6 separate regions of the Homo sapiens genome follow, and all the other regions are linked to region 4. Evidence: chromatin contacts called from ENCODE Hi-C or POLR2A ChIA-PET data. All regions are on one chromosome and are shown on one strand. The core of a region is the stretch at or near the end of the contact, and the rest is flanking DNA. Distances in the headings are between cores, read along the strand shown. Region 1 holds the start of TBCA (tubulin folding cofactor A). Region 2 overlaps MIR4280HG (MIR4280 host gene). Region 3 holds the start of ARSB (arylsulfatase B). Region 4 holds the start of RPS23 (ribosomal protein S23). Region 5 holds the start of AP3B1 (adaptor related protein complex 3 subunit beta 1). Region 6 holds the start of JMY (junction mediating and regulatory protein, p53 cofactor).

Region 1 (3,294 bases), core at 173-2,672, 4.5 Mb before region 4:
CTGGGAATTGCATCGAGCAAACCTGCCTCTCATTTTATTCCTGAATAAGATAGCTACAAAGATTAAAAAAAAAAAAAAAAAAGCTACATACCTCCCTGACAATTTGCCCCCAAGGAAATTCCTTGTGGGCCTCAAGACCTTCACTCTAAAACAGTTCTGTTGTATTTCACCCTGGCAATGTAAATTGATAGCTTATCTTCACAGGTATGGGACAAAGAACAGAACTCAAAGTCACCCCTCTACCCACCTGAGACAAATGCGTAACTGACTGCTTCCTCTGCCCTACTGTGTATGTAAAATCGCAGATTCATTTAGCCGACTAAGGCATAAGTGACTATTCTTCTATCCCTCTCTCACATGTAAATTGTGTATTAAGTGAAAAGCTGATCAAAGACTCAAAAGAATGCAACCATTTGTCTCTTATCTATGACCTGGATGCCCCCCAACCTTCTAGTTGTCCTGCCTTTCTGGAGGGAACCAAGGTACACCTTACCCATTGACTAATATCTGAGGTCTCCCTAAAACGTATTACACCAAGCTGTGCCCCAACCGCCTTGGGCACATGTCATCAGGACCTCCTGAGGCTGTGTCATGGGCACGTCCTTGGCAAAATAAACATTCCAAATTAAGACCTGTCTCAGATACTTCTGGTTCACAAGTTATTTAAACAGCATCTCACAGCCTCTGGGGCGAGCTTCGGGGAATCTGACTGGAGAAAGTGAGGCCACATAAGTTTGCTGAGTGTGCTAGAAGTTCAGGCCCAGTTCTCAAAGCCTGCCAGTCACGCCAGCCATGTTAGGTCACACGGCTCCACTACGGTCTTTTTTGACGAGGCCCAGATCCTCCGCATCCCCCTAAACTTCAGAGCCTGCTTTCAAGCCCATTTGAGAGCACAGCTGGGATCCCGCTTCCCCGGGCCAAGTTCAGCAAGGAGAGGCCGGCGCGCGCACACAGGAGGCACGGGATCAGGGCCCGGCCCGCCCTCGCAGGCCGCGGCCCACCACCTTCCCACCGCGGGCGCCGAGAAACCGGGCCACCGCCGACTCTTCCGGCAAATCAGAGCGGCCAGTGAGCGGAGAGGGACGGGAAGCGGCGTGCGAGGCTGGCGGGCTCGGGCGTCAGCGCGCCCCGCTGGGTCCCTGCCAGTCCCAGCCAACTGCGGAGCCCCGGGTGCGGCCTGGAGTTCGGAGCCCGCCTCGGGCCTCCTCGGGCCTGCGCTCCGCTCAGCCTCGCGGGCCGCCATGAGGTGACGAAGAGGAGGTGCAGGGCGCCGCTCCCGGCTCCTTACCGCTTCACCACGCCGGTCTTGATCTTGATCTGTCTCACGCGAGGATCGGCCATGGTCCCTCGAGCGCCGCGAGAAGGAGGGGCGGAGAGCCGGGGTAACCGTGGAGGGCGACGCGCAGAGGCTGCGGCTATTTAGGCGTGGTCGCCGGCGCGCATGCGCAGGCTGCGCGGCCCGTCGTCCCCGCCACGCCCCGCGGGGCGGGTTTACTAGAGGGCGGTACCCTGCTCCCGCCAGTCCCTTTACCCCTCGTGCGCCCCTTTACCCGTAGTGAAACGTGCCCTCCTCCTCTCTCTCGGACTGCCCCTCTTTTTACTTCAGGCGCAAGTTACACTATCCCGGTCTCCACAGCCTGGGCCTTTGGGGAAACTAACGTCTCTCTGGGACGTTGCTTTGCGGGATTATCTGCTTAATGGACGGAGTGACCTAAAAAATGTATTAAGGGTATTTTCGATGTCGTTATCTGGTGTCAGATGAGGCAGAGTGATGCATGTGTAGTGAAACAAACTGCCATCATGCACGCAGTCAAGAAAATCCTTGCCCTTTACCTCAAATCCCTGCAAGAAGGTTTGTAGATAACGTGCCTTTCAAAGGAAATGACTAACAGAACTTCTTCAGATGATCACTTATAGTGTATCCTAAATATTTAACTTACAAGAATGTGTGTCGCACACAAAACCTTGGGCTTCCTAATCAGACAAACCGGCTTACAATCGAGGTTCCACCCTTTAATAGCTAGACTATTAGCTAGACAACACTGATACGTATGCTGTTTAGCCTTGCAGCTGATCAGTCTGCAAAATGGAAATAATAATGTCCATTTTACAGATTAGGTATAAGGGTTAAAACACCTAGCTCATTGTCTGACGCATGGTAGATGCTGAACAACATTTGACTATTTTATATGTTCAAAAATATATTTGTTGCATAAAATGAGGCACATCTACAGTGAGCTCTAGCAGTCCCTTCCTAAGAGAATCTCCTGAGGAATACAGGGCAGAATCGCCCTTTTTAAAATTGCTTTTCTTTTTCTTTTTCTTTTTTTTTTTTTTGAGACAGATTCTCACTCTGTCGTGCAGTGGCTTGATCTCGGCTCACTGCAACCTCCGCCTCCTGGGTTCAAGTGATTCTCCTGCCTCAGCCCCTAGAGTAGCTGGAATTATAGGCGCGTTCCACTATGCCTGGCTAATTTTTTTTTTTTTTTTTTTTTGTATTTTTAGTAGAAACGGGGTTTCACCACGTTGGCCAGGCTGGCTAGAACTCCTGACCTCAGGTGAGGCCCACCTCACCCTCCAAAAGTGCTGGGATTACAGTCATGAGCCACCGAGCCCACCCCCTTTTTAAAATTTCTTGGTACCATCCTTCAAAGACACCCATATGACTGTCTTTTTCCTTCCCTAGCCTGACTTACTCATTCTCACTTTCATGACTGGTCCTGGAATCCCCTTCTATCCCGCCAGCCCAAGGCCGTTACTTTAAATCCAGGATCAAAACTGAGCAAAGTCTACTATGACTCACCCCACCTGTTCAATCTTCCCTGGATGCTTTGGAGTCACCCAGTAGTCATCATTATTTTTAGTATATTTCTTTTTCAAATTATTGTTTGGTCCTTCGTAAGGGTTTTGTTCAGCTTCGTAGTTATAAATCCTGGTTCATAAACATGTTTAGAGGCAAGATTCTTGTCTTCCATAAATCTTCCTTCCCCAACCTCCTCCACCTGTGTTTTGTGCACAATGGGCACAGAATTCAATAAATATTTTTATTCTGCTGGCTGGTATACTGATGTGCAATTCCAAGTCACACAGCAGCGCTGTGAAATACTGGAGGGAGGGGTAGATAAAACACAACAGCAAACTTACCAAAGCAAAATGACATGCACACACACACACAAACACACACACACACACACACAAACAGCAGCTACAAGCCACAAACCAAAAGATGGTGCAGCTAGGGCTTTTGCTACCGTTAAGGTCTTTCCTTTGATTAGGTAGCAAAAACCATGTAAC
Region 2 (3,362 bases), core at 332-2,831, 4.8 Mb after region 4:
CAGAAGTTGCAGTGAGCCAAGATTGTACCACTGCACTCCCGCCTGGGCGACAGAATGAAACTCCATCTCAAAAAAAAAAAAAAAAAAAAAGAAAACATTTAAGCTATTGTGCAAACCAGCACAGAAATAGAATTCTACAAAGTGAAAGGAATGAGCACATAGTTAATCAATAAAGGTGATGAGTTCTGCAAAACATAGAGTAGAGCTTCAGTACTAATATTTCAGGTTTGACAATAGCTAGTAACAATGTGGTCTCCACTGGAATACACAAATTAACTTTTTTAGTATTGTAGAGTGTATCACAATGTTTATGTTTGGAAAGTGCCTGAGTTCAAATCCTGGCTTCTCTACTCATTACTTTAAAGACAAGAAATTTATGTAATTGCTCTCTGTTTTCATCTGTGAAATGGAGGAAATATTATTATCTGCCTCATCTAGTTATTTTTAGGATTAAGATACTATTTGTGAATCACTTAGCACATTGACTGGCCCATAGCAGGAGCTTATTAAGTACAGTATAATTGCTATTAGGAGAATTTTTTTCTTCCCTGCCTAAATAAGGACTACTGGCAAATACCCAATTAATATTATTTCTGAAATGTAAATGATATGTATAGTAATATGTCCTTTGATTACTGGATTGCCAGTCACTGATATTTTGAGGTTCTTTCTAATTTCCTCTTTCAATCCCTTAGAAAGACTTTTTAGGCCTTATAGAGATTTAACATTTCCTTCAAACCATGAGTTGTTTGGCTATAATATATTCTACAAGTTTAACTGAGCACCTGCCATATTCCAGGAACTAAAGCAGTAATATTGCTTTACATATAATTTTTCTACATGTACCAAAACAACAAATTCCTTGGTAATAACCAAAAAGTTAATTTAAAATTAAAATGAATGGTTTAAAGAATGCAACTAAAAACTATAAAACTTTGTAAGACATTATTATCTCTTTCATTGTCAAGACACAAATTTACCTATTTAGATTTCTTTTAATAATATGTATGGAATTTCAGGTTATAACATCATAGCACCAACAAATAGATTATTACAGTGATATGTGTCTTAAGCAGTAAGACTGTATTGCATCAAGGAATTTCGCATATGTGGAAATATAAGCCACATAGGTCCATAATTTAAGAAATATCGAGACATTTATCAGTGCTTCCTTTCACCAGTATGACATTGTGCTATTGTTTGCATGTAAAATTATCAGCCACTAACAGTTTGAAAAACCCTTTCAGTTGTATCCAACAAAGAATTCCGTTGGAAAAGAAATGACATGCAAAGAATGTTCAGTATATATTGGATAGTAAGATGTAGGAATGAGAAAGTGTGGAAATGCATGAACTGTGATATATTTCCTTATTTATTCCTGTCACTTAAATTCCCCAACTATTCTCTCAAACTTAATAACAAAACATATCCTGACCTTTAACAACTTTCAAGGCTGAAATGTTAACCAACATTTTGCAAAATTCTTTAAACACTTCCTCTGGAAAACACACAGCTCAAAGTGCTAAAATTGTCTTCTATAATAACCACAACAGGATCGTAACAAACCTGCTTTTAAAAACCAAATAAAGTCTTCCGTGGGGGCGGTTCACCACTTCCCCTTTTTCAACATGCAGGAACTAATTTAGCTGAGAAGATAAAAGCAAGAGCTGCCTACATATGTACAAGGAAACTAGATCCTAGAACATAAAATTCCTCAGGGGCAGGGTGGTCTGGGCAGTTTTCAGTAAAAAGAGCTTTCTCTGACTTAGAATGTCACAAATGGAAGGAAAGGAGTCAGAAACATGTATGTATTTGCATTGAAGCAGACAGAAGAAGGGACAGAGGCACCCAAAACTACTTTCAGTTGTAACTATTTATGTGTTTTCCAATTATGTAATTTTATGCCCATTTTCAATTTAATGTCAATATAAAGATACTTAAGAATTCAAGACTAAGATGAAAGGCTACTCTCAAACCACCACAGTATCAGAAAAGTAAAGAGCCTAGAGTTTCTGTCAGAGGACCATACCCTCCCCTCCTTTCATAGGAAGAACTCATGAAATACTATCTCTTCCATAAACCCTTCACTCTTTCAGAAAGGTAGTCATTTATTACCATCCTAGGAGGTCTAAACATGCATGTAGGATGTGGTCTTCTCACCAGAAATCCCATAAAGTACATTCAGTTTGTTACTCATGTATAACTTCCCAACTTCATTTTTGTACTTATTCAACTTACTGGTTATCTACTTGATTATACGTCTGTGGGATATATTCAATGGACTCTGGTATATTATAAACTGCAAGAGTATAGGGCACAAGCCTCATTAGCTCAACATGTATATTTGCTAACAGTATCTTCATGTAATAAATGTTCTGTAGTTTTTAATATAATGACAAGAATAGAGGGATATACAAATACATAAAGGGTAGACTCTGGCCATCCATCCATCGCTCTTACTGAGAGGTTTTATGAGATTATCACCCAACAGCATGTGTCCCATCAGTTTTTCTATAGACTTTAAAAATTTTTTTTGCAAATATATGAGAGTCAAAAGCAATAAGTACTATTATCCTTTAAATACAAGAAAAAAATGTGCTCAAAATGTGTCTTCATTAGTGATGCTTACATGTTTGAATACTATTTGGTGACATTATTTACTCCTCTATTACTGTCACACAAATTATTTTTGAAAGGTGAAATTTAAGTACCAAATTAGGAGAAAATGTACATGCAAAATTTGATCATGTGAGAACATACATGCCTAGGCAGAAATAGGAAGTCAATTATGTATATAGTATGAATTTTCCCCTTTCTTAAAATTCCATATATATTCAGAACCCATGACTTCTTATTGACATATCAATGTAATATATCATCATATTTTCCTTCTATCTTCTTCATAAAATTTTTTCTGTACTGGATTCCATTGTATCAAATCATTGGGTTTTTTATCTATATATTTAATTTCCTCAGTACTCACTCTATAGAAATACATTTGTCTTTTAATTGGTGTTTTAGGGCATAATTTCTTAACCCAAGAAATTCTGGAATCTTTCAAACTGTGTCAGCTTTCTGTTACTGATATATCTATTTGGCTTTAGATATGAGTGTATGGCTTGCCTAAGTATTTTTGTACAGGTAAAAAAAGTGAAGAAAAAAAACACAATCAATTGGTTGTTTTATGCAGCTAAACAGCCACTTCAACTCTCCCATTCTGATAAAGGGGGTCATAAATTGTGACCCTCCACAATTTAAAACATGACAAAATCAGACTATTTTATTTGGTCTTAACATTTTTATTGTCTTGGCTACATCAATATCAATGACAATGAGAAAAATTGGGCAATTCTTTTCTTTCC
Region 3 (3,398 bases), core at 534-3,033, 3.3 Mb before region 4:
TTACTGGCACATCCCTTTACTCCCACAAAGTGTCCAGGGTGAGATTTACACAATGTAGGGGATTCCTAATTACACGTAGCAGCCAAGGTCAGAACCGCCAAAAGTACTAAGGTGGATGGTGAAGGGAAGCATCCTTTACTCCCATTTCTAACCTTGGCTACAGCTATTTCTCACCCTTAGCAACACCCAATCTTTCCTCTTTATAAAAGCCTTCAGACCACTGCGCATATCTTTATCACAAGTAAGCCCTCCCTTCTCTTGATCTTAGGACCACGTGAGGCTAGGGTTGATCTGACAGGTTATGCGAACACACACTTGGGAGGGCAACATTCAAATATATATCCCCTGTCAGTAGCACAGTAAGCTCAAAATATTTTTGTTGAGTAAACAGCATATGTACTCTGTGAAGGCATGCAGGTGGTATCCAACAGTTCCCATTTACTGTATTTAATATGGTCATAATAACTTCAGGGTCTTAGAAATATGACAATCGTATTCAGATTGAGGGGAAAAAAGGCCAATTTCATAAGCCCGGGACGACCAGTGGATGCAGGAAAAGCACAACGGACACTGCCTTGACCACTTTCTAGCTGTGCGATTCTTATGCCAACGAGCCTTTACAGGCTTCCTGCCTCGTCTGTAAAACGGGGTAAAAACAACTACCTCATGCACTGTTTCAATAATTCACTTTAAAAACAACAAAGTGCTATGCAAATGTTCTTGATATTCTTAGCCATCTAACATCTATGCACGCTCTACATTTATATTTCCTTCGTTAACTGTGGAGCCGTTCCTAAAGGGAAGCTTTTAAAGCGATAATGAAGATGCTCAGAAGAGTTCAATACAAGGTTACATGTGAAAGGAATGTCAGCAGCCTAAGAAAAATCAACCTAGCATCAGGTTTCATTCCAGGGGTGTTGAGAACCTGGAAAAAAATAATCTTTGGTGGGACACTCCTAACCTATCACCGCTGGGTTCCCACGGGCCAGGGTCGCACCCACGGCGAGCACCCCTTCATTTTACCTCTCCCCTCGTCTTTGCTCCCAGCCCACGCCCTCCCCAGCCTCCCACCTCAGGACCGCTCCGCCTGCCGGCCGCGGCGCCCAGCACCCGGCATTCCCATAAACCCCTTCGCCCGGAGCTTCAGAAAACGAAAGACAAAGCCACCCGCCCAACCCGGCGGCCGGGGCGCGGGTCCGCGGGGCGCCAGAGCCGGGCATGCGCAGAGGCCGCGGCGGGCTGCCGGCCTGGAAGAGCGAGGTTGGGGCGAGAAGCCGCCGGGACCCATAACTGGGTCGGCGGTCCGAGCCCCGCCTGCCAGCGCCCGCGGCCTCAAGGGCCGGGTAGGAGCGGCAGGGCGCCGGCGAAAGGCGGGGCGGGGGCGGCGCGGGCGGCGGGGGCGCCGCGTACCTGGTAGCGGCCAGTGAGCAGCTGGCTCCGCGACGGCGTGCACAGCGGCTGCGTGTAGTAGTTGTCCAGGAGCACCCCGCCGGCCGCCAGCGCGTCCAGGTGCGGCGTGCGGATGCGGGAGCCGTGGAAGCCGACGTCGTTCCAGCCTAGGTCGTCTGCCAGCAAGAAGACCAGGTGGGGCGGCCGGCTGGCCCCGGCGCCCGAGCCCGGCGGCGCCAACAACAGCAGCAGCAGCAGCGGGAGGACGACGGGGAGGAGCAGCCGCCGAGGTCCGGGGCCTCGGGGCAAGCTCGCCGCGCCGCGCGGACCCATCCTTGTCCGCCCGCGGTCCCAGCGCCTGTGGCGCCACCAGCCCCTTGTACCGCTGATAGAATGAGGAACTGGGCTGCCGGGGCCTGCTCCGCCCCGGCGCGGGACGGCACCCCCAGCGGGCCGTGGGCTTGCGAGGCCGGGCGCTCGGCCCCCGCCGCCTCCGACCCGGGCCCCCGGCTGCTGTGGCGGAGGAGGAGCCAGAGACGAACCCGCGGGCGCCCGCTGCCCGGCTTCTTGGAAACTCAGCTGACGCTTGGAGGGCACCAAGGCCCGTTATCTTCCCCGGCAATTAAATTTGCACTGTGGTTTCCTAAAAAAAAAAGATGTGTTCTTTAATAACGCTTCACAATTTACAAAGCATCTTCACAGCCCGCGTCTCCTGTAAAGCCTGCAACAACTCTGACAGTTAGACATTATAATTAGTGCCAATTTTTCATAAGAAAAAAGCTTATAAATGGTTAAACCTCTGACTCAGATCCTGAACCATGATGTCTAGCTAGCAAGTCATTTCTAGCACAAGAGCCCAGCCTGTGGCAGGTGGGAGGACGGTGAAAAGGCAGAGGTCTAAATAGCCTTTCACATTCATTTATGCGTAGTGTACACCCATGAAGCCGCTTCCTCCCCACTAGCAAACAGGAGGCCAAACACACAGTCTGATTGCACGGTGCCCTTTGGAAGGTGCGGTTACTTTCAAGTTGCCCTGGGAGGATTTGGAGTGTTGCGTGGTCATTGAATAAATAGCTCATTCGCTTGTCCGGATATGACCCCACTCAGAGCTGGCTCCCCCACTAAGCAGTGACACTAAGAAGCACACAGTATCTAGTTAGCCTGAAATATCTGAGTGGAAGGAAAAAATCCTTTAGTCACGTGCTTATTGAATTAGGAAGTTAGCCGTATGACCAGTAGATTCCCGTTGCCATCCAGACTTTCTGTCTACTCTGTCTGGAGATATTATAGTTGTTAACAGGTGTAGGGGAAAATTTTTGCATTGCCTAGAGACCATACCCTTCCAGGTTGAGTCTGATTCCGTGGAAGTTGTTTACAACTTTATAAGTTATAGATAAATAACAATGGAAAATAATTCTTATTTATATATACACAAATGAACTTTATCCAGCGGAGTAGCAATCCTTCCCCTCCACCACTACCAAGGAAAACAGTTTCACCTCCGCTTGCATATTTATTTTAGTATTCCTGATCTGTTCTTTGGATTGTCCTTTGAATTGGTTTTAACACCTTACCAATTTCCTTATTAATGAGTTAAATAAAATCATGTATTCACTTTTATATTTGTATGAGGGTCATGATTTTACCTTTTTTTCCCCAAGAATCCTTTAACACATGAAATGTTTGCCTCTTACATACACTTTTTTTCTTTGCATGAAGTAGATTAGTTTATGTTGTATGCACTTTAATCTCTAGTGGAATCAATGAAATTTAGCAGAAAAAAGTGAAAATTTTAGCATTAAATTCAAAGAATAACTTTTGAGAGAACTGTTTGACTCATTATGTCAAGGGTTGAACTTTTCATTTAAACACCCTGTAGAAGACCTTGAAGGACTGAGAATTTCCGCTGTGGTTTTGTGTCTTTCTCCCCCGTAATCCTTCCTATTCTCCTTGATAAAAATTAAGAAGAAATAATTGATGGGTGCTAATCTGCAGGAACAATTCCTCCT
Region 4 (3,159 bases), core at 109-2,608:
TCAACATGGTGAAACCCCATCACTACTGAAAATACAAAATATTAGCTGGTGTGGTAGTGGGCGCCTGTAATCCCAGCTACCTGGGAGGCTGAGGCAGGAGAAATGCTTGAACCTGGGAGGCTAAGGTTGCAGGGAGTCTTGCGCTACTGCACACCAGCCTGGGTGACAGAGCTAGACTGTCTCAAAAAAAAAAAAAAAAAAAAAAAAAGTCTGGGTTAAAATGGCTCTACCATCAAATATGATAGAACTATATGAAATTATTATTTTAAAAAGTCAAAACCAGTCAAATACTGGCAGTTTCATGTCTCAATCTTAGGTGTATGACCTCAATTAATTCTGATGCAAGTCACTTCTCTTCACCTTAGTTTTATCAAGTCGATAAAGTTCAATAGCTGACACGTGCCATTTACTTATAACAACTCCCACAGTAAAGGTGTTTGTGTCCTTTACTTCATCATTGCTAGTATCTTCTCCAATTCCTTCCAGGCCAACGTTAAATTAAAACCTTAACTACCTAATTCCCAAAAACTAATTTTACCAACTTTTAAATAGAACAAACGCTTTGCAATTTTACCCCACAATGCCCAAATGAATACTACTACACAAAAACCTGCAATTACTTTCAAAACAAGAATTCGTAAGTTCATGTCTCGAATTCCTATAATAAACTAAAACTTGACGGGAGCAATGGACTTACACTTTTTCCAGCACGATTCCTTTTGCATGAGAAGCACCTCCAAAAGGGTTGGCCTTTAGGGCTGTGCCCAAATGAGCTTTCTTATACTGTTTATCATGCCACTTCTGGTCTCGTCGGTGACTACGGAGCTTCCTAGCAGTACGAAGTCCACGACACTTGCCTAAAAATTAAATATTTTAGTTCTTCCGTAAAAACACGCCATCTACGTGTTTCCCATCTTCTAAGACACTCGCCTCACCTGGAATAAACCCTTAAGCCGATTGGCTCTCGTACTATTTATTGGCCTGTGGGCCAAACATTTGGCCTTCAAGTTGCCCTGAACCGACTAATAAACGTTCGAAGAGGGCTCCGGAGAATGTGTTCTCCCGAAGGACGAGGCCCCGCTCGAATGCCCGGGAGGAAGCGCTGGCCTCCCTGCGTCCCTCGGTACCCCGACCTCGGCGGCCTCCACGCCTCATGGGCCCCTTCCGCGCCGGACCACGTGCCTCCTGGAGCGGCGCTTCCCCGGCCCTCCCCCATGGAGCCTCTCCATGGCATCCCCCGCCCTACTCTATTCGCATCCGCCCGCCCGTCCCCAAGACCCCAAGTCCCGCTTGCAGCGCCCTTAAACCGGCCACAACAGCTCACCCATCCTGTCGGCGCCACGGGCCTGAGCGAAAGAGAGAAGCACCGCAGGAAGGAGCCACAAGCCACCGCGAGCAAGCCCCGCCCAGCCAAGGACCCCGCGCCGCTGTCTGCGCCGCGCCTGACCCGAGGCTGGGGTCTCTCCTTTGAAAACGACGCGTTTGCATCACTTTCCTGAGCCAGAATCTGCGTCTTATTTAATTTGCAAGAAATTCAGAGATATCTAATTTGCATGGTTTTTTTTCCCCCTTTTTCTTTTGAATGCTGGAGACCGGAGGAACATGGACTACCAATCCCAGAATGCGTTTTATGGGACCCGCTCACCGCGCAGGCGCTCTTGCCCAAGCCACTGAGAGCGGGACGCGGGGCTAGGTCAGAGTAGGAAGGAGTCGCTGAGCTGAATCTTTGTGGAGTGGAGTGGGGCGAGAGTCCTCCGAGTAGTCTGGAAAATTAGACTTCTGAGCCTTAATTCATACTTATAAGCAGCTAGTAAATTGTAAAATATAGTGAAGCAATGTAGTGTAGTAACTAAAACCCCAAGCTTTGGAGCCAGATTGGGCCTTTAACCCTAAAGTTGCCGTTTATTTTGACTGGCGAGTCATTTACTTATAGATTTATTTATTTTTATTTTTATTTTTTTCTGAGACAGGGTCTCACTCTGTCTTCTAGGCTGTTGTGCAGTGGTGCGATCTTGGCTCACTACAACCTCCGCCTCCCGGGTTCAAGCGATTGTCCCACCTCAGCCTCCTGAGTAGCTGGGATTACAGGCTTCCACCATCACGCCTGGCTGATGTTTGTATTTTCAGTAGAGAGGGGGTTTCACCATGTTGGCCAGGCTGGTGTCGATCTCCTGACCTCGAGTGATCCGCCCGCCTCGGCCTCCCAATGTGCTGGGATTACAGGCGTGAGCCACCGCGCCTGGCCATTTAATTAACTCTTTAATACTGTTTCTCCTGTAAGATGAACTAGCTGTGAGAGGTTTCTGGGATATTGGTTCACTCAGCAAGGATGTTTAAAAATGCCTTCTATGTGCCAGACGCTGTTGTAGGTACCGGGAATATGGCGGTTAAATTAAGAGGGTGAAGGTTTCTGCTCTGATACAGTTTATATTCTAAATGTGAGAGGACAGACCAGTTAGATAGATGTAAATTAAATAATTAAATAGATGATTTTTACATACTGTAGAGCTATAGAGAAAATATAGCTGGATGGGTGATAGTGACTTGGGGATGGGGGTGGCTACTCTGGATAGGGTAGTTTAAGGTGACATCTCTGTGCAGATGTAGAATGGGCTAGTGCTTTCTAAGAACTGAAAGATCAGTGAAGAAGGGGAGCATAGTGACTGAGGAGTAGTGTGGCATTAGATGGGGTCTGAGAGTTACACAGGAACATGTGGAGCCTGTAGGCCATGGTAAAGCCTTTTTCTACTCTTCTGGTGATTTAAAGCCATTGTAAAGTTTTGAGCTTGGGAGTAGGTAGCAAAATAAGATTTATATTTTTATGGGGTTACTCTGGCTGTTGAGAGGAGAAAAAGACATGAATCTGGGAGGCCACTTGGGAAGGTATTGCAATAGTTCAGATGAGAGATGGTGATAGCTTGGACCCTCAGTGGAGACAGTAAAAAGTGGTTGGGTCAGATACACTGTTTGGTGGTAGAATGAACAGAATTTGCTCAGGACTGTAGGATGTGAGAGAGGAGTTAATTACAGCACTATGATTTTTGACCTCAGCACTTGGGTGAGTTGTAGAGTTGTGAGTTGTGAGTTGGGTGAGTTCCAAAGTGGGAAATACGAGGAGAGGAGCAAATTTCAAAGGAGGAAATGAAGAGTTCTGGTTTG
Region 5 (3,019 bases), core at 307-2,806, 4.0 Mb before region 4:
GTGCTGGGATTACAGGCGTGAGCCGCAGTGCCTGGCCCCAAATCTGACAAAAATCTAAGAGAAAACATCGTAGATGTTCACAAACCATAAAAGTAAATTAATTTGCGAAACAGATTGATGCCGATATACAGGTTAATTCAGTCTAAACATTTTGCTAATAGTAGAGGCAACAAGCTCCGTACTTGTTCTAGAACAATGGATCATCAAATGCATATAATGAAAAATGAAATCAGTTACCTTACTTTTAAACTTTTCTAACCTTGGGAAAAAGGAAAAGATTGTATCTTACATGCTATATATATGATTTTGATCCTCAATACAGCCAAAATGTAATCCCAATTTGAAGTAGTAGCACTTTCTAGACTACCCAATATTGTTAGTAACGTTTAATTTAAATTTTAATTATACCCTCTAACAGATCTGCAAAGCTACTAGCACAGCTATTCTACCTTAATTTAGCATGAATTTAGTGACAGACTATTATGTGACCCTATTGCTTAGTAATGAAAGATTTAAAATAAGAGAAATGTAAAAATGATAATTCTGGTAAATGTAACCACTACCACCAACCCACCCCCCAAAACAAACAACTTGGGATTTCTTTCCATTTCTCGGTGATACTTTTTACAAAACTAAGTGTACCTTGTTTAACATTCGTTTTTAAAATTCACATTATTAATCTGTAAAAGTTTTGGATTTGTTCACAGTAACACTCTTTTAAAATATTTTCTATTCATATGCTTATTTTGGATTGGTGTTTTTGTCTGTAGTGCAAAGGACATAATCCAAGAACATTAATACTGGTGTAAACCAGTTTGTCCATTCAAACAGCCTAAATCCACCTCTCTGCTCCTACACTCCGGGGTCACAAAATAACTTCCCACAAGCAACACTCGCACTCTCACCTTCACCAAAACACTCCTTTCACCCTAATCAGGGAATGTATTAAAGTCTGATCCGGCGAACGGTAAATAAACTAGAAGACGATGCTCAAAATTCAGACTCCTGAGCCCAGCCCAAGTCCAATTCAATCAGTGTCTTCAGGGGTGGGATCTAAGCTCACCAAGTGGTTTCCTTTTCACTAAAGTTTGAAAACTACTAGAGACCCCTACACACATTCGCCCCAAACTCCCACAACTCCCACCACCGCCAACCAACCCCACCTACCCACCCGCGGGACACGTTACCGCCCTGCCCTGCTCAGACCTCAGGGCGACCCCGCTCCTCTCCAGGAAGCCCACCCTGGCGCCCACTCCTCCGAGTCCGCAGCTCCTCCCTCCCATCCCCGCAACCCAAACCTTTCTCCTCACTTCTTCAAATCGCTGCTAAAGAGGCCGAAGGCCCCCGAGGGGGAAATGGTTGAGGTCGCCTCCTGACCCAGCTCCGTCGCCTCCCCTCCTCCGGACTGCTCATTGTAAGGAAAACTATTGCTGGACATTGCCGCGGTGCTGGCGGGTGCGGGGTTGGTCCTGCCGGGGGTTCTCTCCAAAAGGTTCCAGTCCAGAGGGCACGGAACAAAACTAGTTCTCGTACGGAGGAGCGCGCGCAGGCGCTTCCGGACTCGTCACGGCTCCCTGAGCCGACCTGGCAGTCCACCCCCTGCGCATGCGCAGTGTGCAGGCCTGCTAGATTACCACCCGGGCCATCCAGGCCTGCGCGGACTTTCCTGCTCCGGGCTTTAGAGGTAGCTGAGCGGCTGCGAGCCGGACTGCGGAAGGGGAGGCAGCGGGTGGCTAACTGCCCGGCTCCCGGCCCGTTTGAGGTGTGTCTTTGGAGAAGGATACCCATTGCATCCGTTTTGATCCGTTAAGGAGTTTCCAGAGCCCGGACAGCTCTTTGCTATACTTCAGTAAAGCAATAGTTTTCAGATTTCTCCGGAAATGCCATTTAGCACGCCAGATCACCTTTCCTAAACCCATCACGATCGCTTTTCCTTTTCTTGCTTGTTTCGGCTACTCTCTTCCATCCGGCTTTGCCTTACTTTCATATCGGTCCCAAACAACTTTTCTCCTAGACTTTAAGGAGGCCTCTCCCAACGATGGTTTGGAGGATCCGCACAGAAGCGACCATTCCATCTTTTCAATGAAAGTCTTGGGGGCAGACCGGGCGCGGTGGCTCACGCCAGTAATTCCAGCACTTTGGGAGGCCGAGGCGGGTGGATCACTTGAGGCCAGGAGTTCGAGACCAGCCTAGGCAACATAGCGAGACCCTTTCTCTGCAAAAAATATAAAAATTAGCCGGCGTGGTGGCGCGTGTCTGTGGTCCCAGCTACTGAGGCTGAGGTGGGAGGATCACTCGAACCCAGAAGGAGGGGGTAGCGATGAGTTGAGATCTCTCCACTGCATTCCAGCCTGGGCGACAGAGCGAGACCCTGTCTCAAAAAAATGAAAAAGAAAAGAAAACATCTTGGGGCCACCAGTTCCCGTTTGGAGCTGAAGTGGTGCGTCCTATTGGCGTCTAGCTACCAAAAATAAAATGGACCACCTCGCGCGCCAGTCGTGTTACTCACTAATATGCACTAGGGAGCCTAGGCGGGATGCTTGCCTGGCCCCAGAGTAGCTCTCTCCGGGTGCTGGCACCCGAGAAAACCTCTTTCCCGGGGTGCCTTCCCCCAGCCCGCCTTCTCAGGTGGGTTTCAGCGCCTTCCCTCTCTTCTCCCCAGTGCCTCCCGTCCAAGGAAGGCATTAACACCCAAAGCCCTGGCGGCCAGGTACTGAAACTGTCAAGGGATTCTACCAGGTAGAACGCGAACCTGGAGGCCGGCCGCCCCAGGGAAGGCGGTGGGGCGTTTTCAAGGATGAGAGTATGATCTCCAAATTTCAAAAGGTCACACTGTCACTGTGGAAGCACGCAAGAGCGTGGCTCTGGGTGGGAGAGGAAGGGACGTCCTCCAAACTTGATCGTCTGGTCAAATATTGGCAGGTTTTTAATTCAGCTGTTAGAATACTCCTCCGGAGAGCCAATGATGAGCACCTAAAATGTGTTATTTGTCAGTATTAATTAATAGAATTTCACCTAC
Region 6 (3,039 bases), core at 34-2,533, 3.0 Mb before region 4:
GTGGTGTGTGCCTGTAATCCCAGCTACTTGGGAGGCTGAGGCAGGAGAATCGCTTGAACCCGGGAGGCAGAGGCTGCAGTAAGCTGACATCGTGCCACTGTGCTCCAGCCTGGGCCACAGAGTGAGACTCTGTCTCAAAAAAAAAATTTTTTTTGGCTGTTTATTCAAATATCAGGACAATACTGAACCAAGTGTTGAAGCTTAGAGTTTAAGATGGACAATACTGAACTAAGTTTGAAGCTTAGCTAGTTCAGTACTGTTCTGTCATCTGAATAAACAGCTGTTTTTACTGAACCTAACAATACAAGGCTAATCCAAACGGTTTTGTATATACTTTAGAAATGTGAATAAATGTAAAAGAACTAATTTCCATTGTGCTTTACTATGGTGCACAACATCTGTGACTTGAATACTAATCGGAAAAAGAATGCCAATAATTATTATAAAGTCTACTAATTTTAAGAATGTGTTTCATCATAGTTTAGTAAGAATAGCAGAGATTGATATGACTGTTTTTGTATATGCATTCTGGGAACTCCCATAATTGAATACAACTTCAAAAGGGCTAAAGCCCAGTGACCTCAAAACGAGGTTCACAGAACAGTACATAATGATGAAACCTGAAGCAATAAAACACCAATGAACTGAAATGTAAACATTCATGCTGTTAGGACATGGCATTTTCATTTTTCATTTTGTTTTGGACTGTTACTGGGCTTTCCTCAGACACCTTCCTTTCATATATTAAACTCTGTCTTTCCAGAAAAGCTTCTGGAATTGTTTTTGTTTTTTGTTTTGGTCTCAAGGGCATTAGGGGAGAACCTAACAGGCTGGGGGCGAGCCCCACATAGTTCAGCACACCGTTCCCCGCGGCAACACGCTACTTCTGAACGCAGGAGCGACTCTCCGTCCGGGCTCCCTCCAGGAGAATGGAGGCAAATGTACATTCGAGGGTCTCAATACCTGGAATTCGAAACGTCTCAGTTCCTCCGCCTTAGTTCCTCTTTTCCCGGGTTCGGAGGCCACCTGTGCAGCAGGGCACACCTGCCACTCTCATCGCCCTCGGAGCCGGCAACCAGCCGACAGCCGGCTCCAGCCCCGGGGAACTGGAGGCTGCGCGGAAGGAAGGAGAGTCGGGAGCGCGGCCGCTCGCGGGCTGGCTCAGGGGACGCCGAGAGGAGGCGCCGGCGCGCGCGGGCGGGGTGCGCGCGCCGCCGCCGCCGCGTCACCAGCGTGCGGCACGTGCCCATGTTTACGTCCCTCGTGGAGCCGCCGACGTCAGCAGTCGAATGGCAACATTGTGGCGATGCTGAGGCGCAGAGTTTAGGAGACGGGTTCATCAGTCAGGCCGGCTCCGGGCTTTCTGCAGCAGCACCAGGGGCGGGGGCGGGGATCTTGACCTGGGCGAGCGACCGGGACGCATACAGCGCCGGCCTGACCCCGCGGGACCCGCGCCTCACCACCGGAGCGCCGCAGACGCAGCTCCACGGCCTCGCGCGGGGGGCGGCGGGCGGCCGCGAGGCGCTGCGGCAGCGCGGAGCTTGTAAACAGATCCGGCCGCAGGTGACCATGTGAACTACCTGCTCCCGGGACGCTTATTGTCCTTCTCTCGATCCGCGCCACAAAGGAGCTCGGCGGTCGGGGCGCGGAGGGACAGGCGAACGAGCCGGGAGAGCCGGCCGGCGCACTAAGATGGCTGAAGGCGCCCGGCGAGGGTGAGCGGGGGGCGCGGCGCAGCCAGCGGGGAGTCCTCGGGCGGGCCGGGCCGGCGGCCCTTCCCCGCGGCGAGAAGCCGGAGCCACCATGTCGTTCGCGCTGGAGGAGACGCTCGAGTCGGACTGGGTGGCTGTGCGGCCCCATGTGTTCGACGAGCGCGAGAAACACAAATTCGTCTTTATTGTGGCCTGGAACGAGATTGAGGGCAAGTTTGCCATAACCTGCCACAACCGGACGGCCCAGAGGCAGAGGAGCGGCTCCCGGGAGCAAGCGGGGGCGCGAGGGGGCGCCGAGGCCGGCGGAGCTGCGTCCGACGGGAGCCGCGGGCCCGGCAGCCCGGCGGGCAGGGGTCGGCCCGAGGCCACTGCCTCTGCAACTCTGGTTAGGAGCCCCGGGCCCCGGCGGAGCTCGGCCTGGGCGGAGGGCGGCTCTCCTCGGAGCACTCGCAGCCTTCTGGGGGACCCGCGGCTGCGGAGTCCTGGCAGCAAAGGGGCGGAGAGTCGTCTTAGGAGCCCAGTGCGGGCCAAACCCATCCCGGGTCAGAAAACATCTGAAGCCGACGATGCGGCGGGGGCAGCCGCTGCAGCAGCCCGGCCGGCGCCCAGAGAGGCCCAGGTGTCCTCTGTACGGATAGTGAGCGCCTCTGGGACGGTCTCCGAGGAGATAGAGGTGCTGGAAATGGTGAAGGAGGACGAGGCACCTCTGGCGCTCTCGGACGCGGAGCAGCCGCCGCCCGCCACCGAGCTGGAGTCTCCGGCCGAAGAGTGCAGCTGGGCCGGACTGTTTTCTTTCCAGGACCTGCGCGCCGTGCACCAGCAGCTGTGCTCGGTGAACTCGCAGTTGGAGCCGTGCCTGCCGGTGTTCCCCGAGGAACCTTCGGGCATGTGGACTGTGCTGTTTGGGGGCGCCCCCGAGATGACCGAGCAGGAAATCGACACTCTGTGTTACCAGCTCCAGGTCTACCTGGGCCACGGCCTGGACACCTGCGGCTGGAAGATCCTCTCCCAGGTGCTCTTCACCGAGACCGATGATCCCGAGGAGTATTACGAAAGCCTCAGCGAGCTGCGGCAGAAGGGCTACGAAGAAGTGCTTCAGCGGGCCAGGAAGCGCATCCAGGAGGTGAGTGAGTGAGCTCCTAGTCTGGGCTCTACTGGTCGCTTTTGGTTTACTGGCCAAACCAAAGGCTGGAGCCTCGGTGTCGGGTGTGCGCAGTAGGACGGTTGTTTTTCTGGACAAGCGGAAACCAAGAGGGGTTCCTGATCTACCTTGCCCTTCATCCCTCTCGGTGGCTGCTTAATTGACTCTCTGAAGGACCTTCGTCTT

Evidence for each region. A loop is a pair of places that touch in the nucleus more often than their neighbours do. ChIA-PET counts read pairs that join two places held with the same protein, here RNA polymerase II (POLR2A). Pooled maps may share reads with other maps.
Region 1: a loop to region 4 is called in a map of CD8-positive, alpha-beta T cell, with 23 times the contacts of the local background. The contact joins the promoter of TBCA here to the promoter of RPS23 in region 4. A Hi-C loop is called at or near these places in 2 of 168 maps with a recorded cell type or tissue (CD4-positive, alpha-beta T cell and CD8-positive, alpha-beta T cell) and 9 of 50 pooled maps. POLR2A ChIA-PET finds 5 or more read pairs at or near these places in 1 of 52 experiments (activated CD4-positive, alpha-beta T cell).
Region 2: a pooled map shows a loop between it and region 4 (11-fold over the local background). The contact joins the enhancer-like site here to the promoter of RPS23 in region 4. A Hi-C loop is called at or near these places in 4 of 50 pooled maps. POLR2A ChIA-PET finds 5 or more read pairs at or near these places in 2 of 52 experiments (HEK293 and activated B cell).
Region 3: a loop to region 4 is called in a map of CD8-positive, alpha-beta T cell, with 10 times the contacts of the local background. The contact joins the promoter of ARSB here to the promoter of RPS23 in region 4. A Hi-C loop is called at or near these places in 2 of 168 maps with a recorded cell type or tissue (CD8-positive, alpha-beta T cell and naive thymus-derived CD4-positive, alpha-beta T cell) and 7 of 50 pooled maps.
Region 5: a loop to region 4 is called in a map of CD4-positive, alpha-beta T cell, with 10 times the contacts of the local background. The contact joins the promoter of AP3B1 here to the promoter of RPS23 in region 4. A Hi-C loop is called at or near these places in 2 of 168 maps with a recorded cell type or tissue (CD4-positive, alpha-beta T cell and CD8-positive, alpha-beta T cell) and 5 of 50 pooled maps.
Region 6: a loop to region 4 is called in a map of CD8-positive, alpha-beta T cell, with 8 times the contacts of the local background. The contact joins the promoter of JMY here to the promoter of RPS23 in region 4. A Hi-C loop is called at or near these places in 3 of 168 maps with a recorded cell type or tissue (CD8-positive, alpha-beta T cell and naive thymus-derived CD4-positive, alpha-beta T cell), 2 of 37 single-sample maps with no recorded cell type and 9 of 50 pooled maps. POLR2A ChIA-PET finds 5 or more read pairs at or near these places in 1 of 52 experiments (activated naive CD4-positive, alpha-beta T cell).

The regions. Positions count from the first base shown.
Region 1 is chr5:77,774,917-77,778,210 of GRCh38, forward strand. It overlaps TBCA (tubulin folding cofactor A), which reads right to left and starts at 1,423. Exons shown (of 4, transcript NM_004607.3): 1 at 1,289-1,423. The coding sequence starts at 1,341. RefSeq lists an enhancer at 1-2 and silencers at 1,020-1,189, 1,310-1,569.
Region 2 is chr5:87,080,095-87,083,456 of GRCh38, forward strand. The region is part of intron 1 of MIR4280HG (MIR4280 host gene); the gene reads right to left. Among named protein-coding and RNA genes, the nearest start is that of MIR4280, 33 kb to the right of the region's middle. Within about 2 kb of position 1,582, at least 9 of the 41 ENCODE cell types and tissues checked have a DNase peak (open chromatin) inside an H3K27ac peak, as active enhancers do.
Region 3 is chr5:78,983,527-78,986,924 of GRCh38, forward strand. ARSB (arylsulfatase B) reads right to left here and starts at 1,784. Exons shown (of 8, transcript NM_000046.5): 1 at 1,411-1,784. The coding sequence starts at 1,722. RefSeq lists a silencer at 1,107-1,966.
Region 4 is chr5:82,276,996-82,280,154 of GRCh38, forward strand. RPS23 (ribosomal protein S23) reads right to left here and starts at 1,359. Exons shown (of 4, transcript NM_001025.5): 1 at 1,325-1,359; 2 at 698-857. The coding sequence starts at 1,328. It also overlaps the pseudogene ATP6AP1L. RefSeq lists an enhancer at 1,350-1,679.
Region 5 is chr5:78,293,142-78,296,160 of GRCh38, forward strand. It overlaps AP3B1 (adaptor related protein complex 3 subunit beta 1), which reads right to left and starts at 1,557. Exons shown (of 27, transcript NM_003664.5): 1 at 1,311-1,557. The coding sequence starts at 1,438. RefSeq lists enhancers at 1,820-2,393, 2,768-2,817.
Region 6 is chr5:79,234,848-79,237,886 of GRCh38, forward strand. It overlaps JMY (junction mediating and regulatory protein, p53 cofactor), which reads left to right and starts at 1,284. Exons shown (of 11, transcript NM_152405.5): 1 at 1,284-2,835. The coding sequence starts at 1,804. It overlaps LOC124901011 (a long non-coding RNA gene), which reads right to left and starts at 1,176. Exons shown (of 2, transcript XR_007058836.1): 1 at 964-1,176. RefSeq lists silencers at 1,186-1,235, 1,276-1,325, 1,356-1,795, 1,966-2,235, 2,519-2,813 and enhancers at 1,738-2,374, 2,426-2,845.